2 separate regions of the Homo sapiens genome follow, and region 1 is linked to region 2. A link is an interaction called in ENCODE POLR2A ChIA-PET data of the cell type or tissue named here. Cell type or tissue: OCI-LY7. All regions are shown on one strand. Region 1 has its middle 9.8 kb from the start of PSMD14. Region 2 overlaps TANK (TRAF family member associated NFKB activator).

The links. ChIA-PET counts read pairs that join two places held together with the same protein. Peaks named below come from ENCODE experiments on the same cell type or tissue, not always from the same donor. Only the 100,000 strongest peaks of a DNase experiment are listed, where the experiment ranks them.
Region 1: POLR2A ChIA-PET joins it to region 2 with 5 read pairs; 2 of 35 experiments call an interaction of 5 or more read pairs at or near these places.

The regions. Positions count from the first base shown.
Region 1 is chr2:161,296,113-161,301,112 of GRCh38, forward strand. No RefSeq gene overlaps it. Among named protein-coding and RNA genes, the nearest start is that of PSMD14, 9.8 kb to the right of the region's middle. In OCI-LY7, no CTCF peak of the experiment used is centred here; no DNase peak of the experiment used is centred here.
Region 2 is chr2:161,215,892-161,220,891 of GRCh38, forward strand. All of the region lies in intron 4 of TANK (TRAF family member associated NFKB activator), which reads left to right. Among named protein-coding and RNA genes, the nearest start is that of LINC01806, 26 kb to the right of the region's middle. In OCI-LY7, no CTCF peak of the experiment used is centred here; a DNase peak (open chromatin) is centred at 2,680.

The DNA.
Region 1 (5,000 bases), 80 kb after region 2:
TAACCAATAAGTCACAAATATTTTGCTCTTAAAATGTGCTTAAAAGTATACTTAAACCAGGTGTGGTGGCTCACACCTGTAATCCCAGCACTTTGGGAGTCTGAGGTGGGTGGATCACCTGAGGTCAGGAGTTCGAGGCCAGCCTGGGTAACATGGTGAAACGCTGTTTCTACTAAAAATAGAAAAAATTAGCCGGGCATGGTGGCACGCACCTGTAATCCCAGCTACACAGGAGGCTGAGGCAGGAGAATTGCTTGAACCCGGGAGGCAGAGGTTGCAGTGAGCCGAGATCGCGCCACTGTACTCCAGCTTGGGCAACAAGAGTGAAACTCCATCTCAAAAAAAAATACACTTTGTTTTTTTTTTTTTTTTGAGATGGAGTCTCGCTCTGTCACCCAGGCTGGAGTACAGTGGTGCGATCTTGGTTCACTGCAACCTCTGCCTCCTGGGTTCGAGGAATTCTCCTGCCTCAGCCTACCGAGTAGCTGGGATTACAGGCATGTACCACCAGGCTCAGCTAATTTTTGTATTTTTTTTTTTTAGTAAAGATGAGGCTTCACCATGTTGGCCAGGCTGGTCTCAAACTCCTGATCTCAAATGATCCACCCCCCTCGGCCCTCCCAAAGTGCTGGGATTACAGGCGTGAGCCACTGCGCCCGGCCTCACTTAAAGTATTTTTAAGAGTAAAAATCCAGTTTGAGGATTTTATTTATTTATTTTTTGTTTTTTGGCTTTAAAGTATTTATTTTTAGTTTTGTAAATTATTTTTTTTTCTAACTTTTATTTTAGGTTCAAGGTGTACATGTGCAGATTTGTTACATGGGTAAATTGGGTGTTGAGAGAATTTGGTGTACTGATAATTTTGTCACCCAGATTATCAGCATAATACCCAATAGGTAGTTTTTCAATCTCACCCTCCTTCCATCTTCAACACTCAAATTGGCCCCAGTTTGAGGATTTCATGGAATTAAGAAAAATATTTTTTACTCCAATTCTTAATGAGTGCAAAATTTTATGCAAACAGTAATTGAGCATGTTGAAGCAAAACCAAATGACAATACCATACTTATCTGAATCCTGGAATAAAAACCAGTTTGTTAAGTCATTCAGTAGTGATTTGATGTAGTTGTCTTAAGCAATAAGGCACATAAACAGTGTATCCAAGTGATCACTGATGTTAGTTCAAAAAAAGGTCTCCACGATGTATATGTGCCACATTTTCTTTATCCAGTCTTATCATTGATGGGCATTTGGATTGGTTCCAAGTCTTTGCTATTGTGACTAGTGCTGCAATAAACATACATGTGCATGTGTCTTTATAGTAGAATGATTTATAATCCTTTGGGTATATACCCAGTAATGGGATTGCTGGGTCAAATGGTATTTCTGGTTCTAGATCCATGAGGAATCGCCACACTGTCTTCCACAATGATTGAACTAATTTACACTCCCACCAACAGTGTAAAACTGTTCCTATTTCTCCACATCTTCTCCAGAACCTGTTGTTTCCTGACTTTTTAATGATTGCCATTCTAACTGGCATGAGATGGTATCTCATTGTGGTTTTGATTTGCATTTCTCTAATGACCAGTGATGATGTATAACTATGTAACAAACCTGCATGTTCAGCACATATATCCCAGAACTGAAAGTAAAATTTAAAAAAATATATATATATTTTTAAAAAAGGTCTCATGGTGGTGCGCTTCTGTAATCCCAGCTACTTGGGAGGCTGAGGCAGGAGGGTCACTTGAGACCAAGAGTTTAAGGCCAGAAGGGTAATATAACGAGTCCACCATCTCAAAATTTAAAAAAAAAGAAAAGTCATAGTCCTGAGATACTGGGCTGTAAGGTCTCTCCCCTCTTCTACTTTCTTTGGCTGCCCTGCATCCTAATAATTTTAGGGGAGGTACTTTAGCTTCTTTCATCTATACAACTTCTTGAGTAATAAATGGAAGATAGGACATTATTATTAAAAAATTGGTTACCTCCTCATTCATCTTTTTTCAAAGCTCTTAAGAACGAAAACACTTTTTTTTTTTTTTTTTTTTTTTGGTGACAGGTCTCACTCTGTCACTCAGGCTGGAGTGCAATGGCATAATCATGGCTCACTGAAGCCTCAATCTTCCAGGCTCAAGCGATCCTCCCACTTCAGCCTCCCAAGTAGCTGGGACTACAGGCATGCACCACCATGCCTGGCTAATTACTGCATTTTTGTGTAGAGACAGGGTTTCACCATGTTGCCCAGGCTGGTCTCAACTCCTGAGCTCAAGCGATTGGCCCACCTGGGTCTCTCAAAGTGCTGGGATTAGAAGCATGTGCCACTGTGCCCAGCCCTGAAATACTATATTTTATCCTTATAGTTGATAAAGCCTTCTTTATTTATAATTAATAAAGCTCTTCATAATTATCATTCTGTGTCTTCTATGGAATAGAGGACATTCAGTATTTTTCTTGAAATAATTTAGCATTCATTTGAATTCATCCCTTAGTCTTATTTTCTAGGTTAAAAACCCCAAATTATTTTCATCTTTATTCATGTGTTCTATTATTAAAATAATTATTATTGTGGCTTTTTCTTTGTGATAAAGTGTGGTGATAAAAGTTAGATATAAAATTCTAAAAGAAGCCAGTGTGGTGGCTCGTGCCTGTAGTCTCAGCAATTTGGGATGCTGAAGTGGGAGGACCACTTCAGCCTGGGAGATCAAGGCTGCAGCGAGTCGTGATCACCCACTGCACTCCAGCCTGGACGACAGAGTGAAACCCTCTTTCAAAAATTTTAAAAAGAAAAAAAAAGAAATCATATCACAGGTCTGATATGTTCTTTTTGTATTTTTCTATTATACATCAAAATAAGTATATTCCCATTAATACAGAAAATGTTCATGAATCATCTGAAATTATCTTATGTACCGCCTGTGGTACTCATGACAGACAATAAGAAATTCACTTTATTTTGGTTTTGTGTCTCAATCACTTTAGACAATGAGTAGATACATCCAAAATAATGGACAGATCAGACTCATATGGGCATCTTTATTACACTACACAGTTCCACACTCCATCCCCCAAATATGAGTTTCCAGGATTGGTGGAAAGTTTGTTTGGAAAATTTCCTTAGTTATTTGCCAATATAATGAACAGACCTGTGACTTCTCAAGACTCACTCTGAGTGTAGCATCCCTGGAATAGCATTCCAATCTCATTGGCCTGCAAAGCCCATGTCTGTCTGGCTCAGAAAGGAGGTGATCATATGCAATCTTAAGTGTCAAACACAATCTTTCTTTTTTTTTTGAGACAAGGTCTTACTTTGTCACTCAGGCTGGAGTACAGTGACACAATGATGGCTCACTACAGCTTCAAACTCCCTGGGCTCAGATGATCCTCCTGCCTCAGCCCCCCAAGTAGCTGGGACTACAGGCATGTGCCCCACACCCGGCTAATTTTTGGGTTTCTTTTTCTTATTTTTTGTTTTTGTAGAGAGAGGGTTTCATCATGTTGCCTGGGCTAGCCTAGAACTCCTGGGCTCAAGCGATCTGCCTGCCTTGGTCTCCTTTGCTGATTACAGGCGTGAGCCACCATGCCTGGCAACACAATCTTAAGTGTCACTGAAACTTAATATTTCACTTGTGTTCACTTTAGAAAAAAATATGTAACACACAAGGAAATGATATTAGTTGCATATAAATTGCTTCCCTCCCCCAAATCCCACATACTGGTTACTATGAATTTTGAGTTCTGCTACTAACTACATTACCTTTCCCATGTAACATATCCTCATTGAGTTTCATTTTACTAAGCGTGAATGAAGAGTTTGAAAGCATGCAAAAAAGGATAGCTAACTCTAGAGGAAAAAATGTGCCCAAGTCATGAATTGGCATATCAGAAAAGAAAAAATATAAATGGCCAACAAATATGAAACACATTCAATCTTATTAGTAATTAGAAATATGCAAATTAAAACAATATATCACTCTATTTTCATTAGATTATCAAAAATAAACAAGTCTAACAACACTGTTAGTGATGGCACAAAGTAATCAGATATTTTGAACATCACATTGGAATACAATTTGGTACTATCTAGTAAAATTGACATGTCTGTCTTAGAATCTAGCCATTTTACTTCTAGGTATATATTCTTGAGAATCTCTTGATCTGACACACCAGGGGACACACAGAATATTCATAGCAGCATTGTTCATAATAGCAAAAAATTGGAAACAACCCAAATGTCCATCAACTGGAGAATAGATAAATAGTGACAGCCATGTAACAATGAAAAGTCTGGAGAAGAGAGATGCACAGACAATAGAAATCTGCAAGTCTTCAGCACGTAGATGGTAATTCAGACTTTAAGCCTGAAAGAAATAATCCATGGAGCCCTGTAGCGTGAGAAGAGAAATGGGTGAAGAGTGACAGAGGAAGAGGGGCTGAGATATTCTTCTCAAAAAAGTAGAGTAGAGGAAATAAAGGCACATAAAATCTTTGTTTTAATAATAATCTGATACCAGTTTCCTTTTTCTATTGTAGATTGAATGCTATTTTCTGTGTCTTCCTTAATGTTTTTTTCATTCAACATCTTTTTGTAAAGAGGAAAATTGTTTTGTAATATAGTCACCCTCTTTTTTTTTTTTCTTAATAATATACTGGGCCAGGTGCGGTAGCTCATGCCTGCAATCCTAGCCTTTTGGGCGGCTGAGGCGAGTGGATCACTTGAGGTCAGGAGCTCAAGACCAGCCTGGCCAATATGGTGAAACCCCATCTTTACTAAAAATACAATACTTAGCCAGGTGTGGTGGTGTGCGCCAGTAATCCCAGCTACTTGGGAGGCTGAGGCACAAGAATCACTTGAACCCAGGAGGCAGAGGTTGCAGTGAGCCAAGATGGTGCCACTGCACTCTAGCCTGGGCAACAGAGTGAGATTCTGTCTCAAAAACACAACAAATAAAGAATATACTGGTTTCTGAACTTTAAGGCAAACCAATTTGTGATCATTT
Region 2 (5,000 bases):
CTTTCTATATACTTATGCTCTAAGCTATATATCTTAGAATCCTAATAAAACTATTGTATAGCAGTTTCCACACATTCTGCATTGTCATTAACCTGTGGTTTTTGTCTCCCTCCCTGATAAGTCCCTTTTGGAAACAAATAATTCTAAGACGAGCATCTTTTATTGTCTCTTTCCTGTTATGTTTGTCAATAGTAGTGTGATTTTTGCATTTAAGCTTAGTTTCCTCTAAGTAATTCCATATTTAATGGATTTACTCATTGTTATTTCTGCTCCTAATTTCTCTTGACTATTTAACATTAAAGACAGCATGTTTCCCTCTACATTTTATCTTAATAATATTATAGGGAGCCACTGACTTGTCTGTATTCTCTAGAAGTTACATCTGGACCGTATGTCTGCTAGACGGCCAAATGGCCACAGTGAATCTCCTTGCTTTCCTTCTTGCTTCTGCTAATTGAACATTCTCTCCTGCTTTCTCTTTTTTACCTGTGCTGCAGCCTGAGACTCCTCACTTCTGTCCTCAGCTCTTGCTTCTCATCTTATCCTGAGCCGTAAGCATAAAGTGATAATTTTTTGATAAAGCTGAATCTAAAACTCTTCTTCCTACTTTTTTTCTTTTTGATAAATGTTCATTCCCCTTTGACATGAAGAATATACTAGGTCTTGGTAGTTTATTTTTTACTAAGTTCTTTCTTGGCCAAAAAAAAAAAAAAAAAGTTGGTGAGGCCCCCAGTTGGGAATTTTATTACTCAGGAAAGGCCTAACCTCAGTTTCTTGAGGGTTTCTCCTGCCCTAAGATTTTTTGATGCTAACAGAAAAGAAGACAAGTTCTTATTTGCCTTTATCTTGGTTATGTGTGCATAGATACGTAAAGTTAAATTTTCTACAAGATGTTAATGGAAAAAGGATAATTTCTAGACAAGAGCCACAATTATTCTAGGTCACTTGGGAGAACATTATGTAAACTGAAAGCTAAAACTGAGAGTTTTGAATGAGCCATTTCATTTACCATAACCGTTTTTAGGTGATATAATCATGGCTTCAGAGGAGAAAGTGCTTCCTATCTTTTTCTTACTTTATAGACGGAATGCTGCTGTAAACATTTGTATACAGGTTTCTGTGTGAACATAAATTTTGAAGTGCCCAGGAGTGCATTCATTGGGTCATATAGTACTTACATGTTTGGAGTTTTTTTGTTTGTTTATTTTAAGAAACAGACAAAATGTTTTCTAGAGTGGTGAAGGGTATTGGTAGTTTTGTTTTTACAGGCAGTGAACTTGATTAGCTCAGGGTAAGTGTCACTCCTATGGAGAGGGGCAGCTCCAATCTCCATTCAATCCTTAGAGCTTTAGCTGCAAAGCTTTTAGCCTCGCACAACCTGGAGACTGCCAGAGACTTGGGCTGAATTTAAACTCAGAATTTAAGGTTCTCAAATTCTCTAGGGCTCCTTTCCTTCACTCTCTGGTGACCATGGTTATGATCTCATTCTCCTTCTTGGTTCTTCCAGCCAGAATGTTAGTGGGCTTTGTTACTGGAATTTCAGCCACTACTGTGCCTCTACTGCAGTGTGGCCATCATCAGGACAAAACCATAGAAAACTGGGAATGCACTCTAAGCCAATTACTTACTACACATTTTTTACTCTCCTCCAATATATGCAAAGTTCAGTCTTCAGTGTTTTCAGGTAGTTGGTTTGTGTGTGTGTGTGTGTGTGTGTGTGTGTGTGTGTGTGTGTGTGTTGTCCAAAGTTTGTAACTGTTATTTGCAGAAGAATGGTTTGTTAGGTGCTCACTCCTCCACAATGGAATCTGAGCTCCTAAAGTCTAGTTTTTTGGTTTTTTTCTGGCTGAGTATGGTCAGGATGTGGTCCAAAATCACCCAACATATAAAGAACCCAGAAAATATGACCCAGTTATAAGAGAACAGACATCAACCCTAAGATGATTCAGACACTGAAATTATCAGACAAGGACTTTATCAGCTGCTATAACTATACCCAGTCTTTTATTAAAAGATAGCTGGGGAGGCAGGAAGGGAGTTAAGCTTTCCAGAGAGGATAGAATTAACCAGTAGGGTACTCCACCCATTGTCATGCTTTGTCAAATGCTTAACTTCTATGCCAAGTTTGAGAAATACTATGAAATTTTGTCAAAGAAAATACTGCCAAATTGCCTATGTTAACAAGTGACTCGTTTGGCAAAACTTGAGTAAATCTATCTTAAGTTATTTTTGGATGTACATTTCTATTTGTACGATACATCCTTGAGAACGCAGCAAAAAAAAGGCTATACCAAAGGTTTCCCCTCCCACCCTGGGCAATATTTAAGCATCAAAACATGGCCTGTAACTGCTTCTCAGTGATAAATATATTTTTTATTGTATGACAGGAAGATTTTAGAATCTTAAAATTAGTTTGCCTTGGTGCAATATGTAAATGTAACCATTCTTTATCTCCAACCCTATGCTGGATAACTGTACCACTTAGCTTCTCCAGCAGCCAAGCATTATGGCTAAGTAGTTAAAGCTACTGGGGCAAAAAGGCTTGTGTTCCAATCACAGCTACTCCGCCTGCCAAACTATACACAAATTATTTGATCTCTTCAAAGCAAATTTAAAAATCATAATTAAATACGTAATTCAGAAGATTTTGTGGCTTGCCAGGTGCAGTGGCGTGCACCTGTAGTCCCAGCTACTTCAGAGGCTGCAGCAGGAAGACTGCTTGAGTCCAGAAATTTGACTCCAGTCTGCTCAACGTTGCAAGACCTCCATCTCAAAATAAGCAGCTTTTGTGATTTCAGTTAAATAAGTAATACATGCAAATTGCTTAAATAATAGCTATTTTCAAGAAGATAGCTTCTGTTCTTCATGGTGTAGTGGCATAACACTAAATTTGTAGTTAAAGGATTTTTCCAAATCAGTTCATTTTTTCTTTTTTGAGATGAGTTCTTGCTGTGTTGCCCAGGCTGGTTTCAAACTCCTCCCTCTCAGCCTCCCTAGTAGTTGGGATTACAGGAGCACACCACCATGCACAGCACAGATCAGTTCATTTTAAATGTAGTGTTTGGGGAAAGAGTGAAAGGAGTGTGAGAAATCTTAATTAAATTGCTCACTGAAGTTATGCAGTTTCTATTTTGCATTAAAAAAGCATGTCCACAATTAAATATTTCTTCCCTTTAAAGAAATCAGAAAGATATATGCAAAAGGTACCTAATACAAAGTGAAAGACTTAGAAGACAGATAGTAGAAAAGTATTCATCTCATTCTACAAATTAACTTTGATAGAATTGAAATTACAGTAATTGTGGCAGTACTGGCAAAGGATTTTACCTTTTCTGAACAATATGTTTTATTGTAGCATTGAATCAGTAGAGATTGTGGGGATGGGTTATGTTAAACCACAACCCAATAAAGAACTTGGAAGTAATTAGGGTGTTTAATTTTATTTTTATATTGTTTATTTTCTTGCCACTTCCTTCAGAACTCTGGGATGGATCCCATTTTGCCCTGGAGTTGTTCCCACACTGGCAGTGGGTTTGCCTAGCACACTGTATCACACAGAACAGACAAGGCTCCTAGGATTTGTGTTTCTCTTGCTTTGCTAGATTTTCAGGAATGTTAATGAGGGTGAGAGAACCATAGATTTTATATGGCCGTAAGTTCTTTTAGATTAAATACAATATTCTATTTTTTTATCTTTTATCCTCAAACTTTTATGTACTATTCTTTTATGTTTATTCTTATCAAATATCTTTTTGTAATTTTTTTTTTGGTCCTGTTTTATACCTTAATCTTTTTCTGTCTCAGCCCTTTTTTCACTTTCTCCCTGATTCAGCTGTATCCAGTGCTTGACTTCACTATAACATCTTTTGTCTCAGTATATGTAGACTGGTAAGGAAATATTCAACCTCAGTTCCTCCTTTAACATTTCATTCTTAGTTCTCAAAAATCTAAGTGACAAATGAATCTTTATTTTCAGTTTTTTTCCTACTACTTACTTTTCCTTTTTCTGTAGTGAATTTTATCAAGCTAACATTTATACCTATTCCATAGTTTATATTCCCTCTACCAATCCATCCCATCCCACCTTGGCTTACTTCTTGGTTTACATTGATCCAAGTAAGGATTCTCGTTTCTGTTTTAAAAGCATATTTCTATTTAGCCTCATCCCGAAACGAAATAAAACATTGACTACACTCAGTTGCCTAAGCTAGCTAAAAATAAATATTCCTTTGCATGCAAGGATCGTAACTAAAGTTTAAAGGGAGTCTTTGATATGAACACTGGAGTTAAGTGAAATATGTATCATTGAAAACTAACCTTCTTTACTTAATAGAAGCCTTTTAAAGTTTAGGTTTCTTACATACATATGAGAGAATATACATCTTGTTAAAGAGTTTAGTCAGAATTATCTTTAAAAATTCCATAACTCAGCTGGGCGCGGTGGCTCACGCCTGTAATCCCAGCACTTTCGGAGGCCGAGGTGGGCAGATTGCCTGAGGTCAGGAGTTCGAAACCAGCCTGACCAACATGTTGAAACCTTGTCTCTACTAAATATACAAAAATTACTCGGGCATGGTGGCGAGCACCTGTAATCTCAGCTACTTGGGAGGCTGAGGCAGGAGAATTGCTTGAACCCAGGAGATGGAGGTTGCAGTGAGCCAAGATCACGCCACTGCACTCCAGCCAGGACAACAAAAGCGAGACTCTGTCTCAAAAAAGGAAAAAAAAATTCTGTAACTCAATTTTATTTTGCTGACTTTAATTGCTTAAAATTTTTAAGAAAAAATATGGTTTCAAATGACAATTTTTATTTCTTTTCTGTATCTTTCCAATTTTTTATAAAAGGAATAAAATAATTTCACTTTTAGTATCAACTATAACAAAAGCAGGTGTTAAGGAAAATGTACATTTCTTTCTTTGAGAGGTTGATATCTAACATATCCTAGAATGGGAAACAAAAACATTTTTGATTATTTTTGCATCAATAATAAAGCCTGATT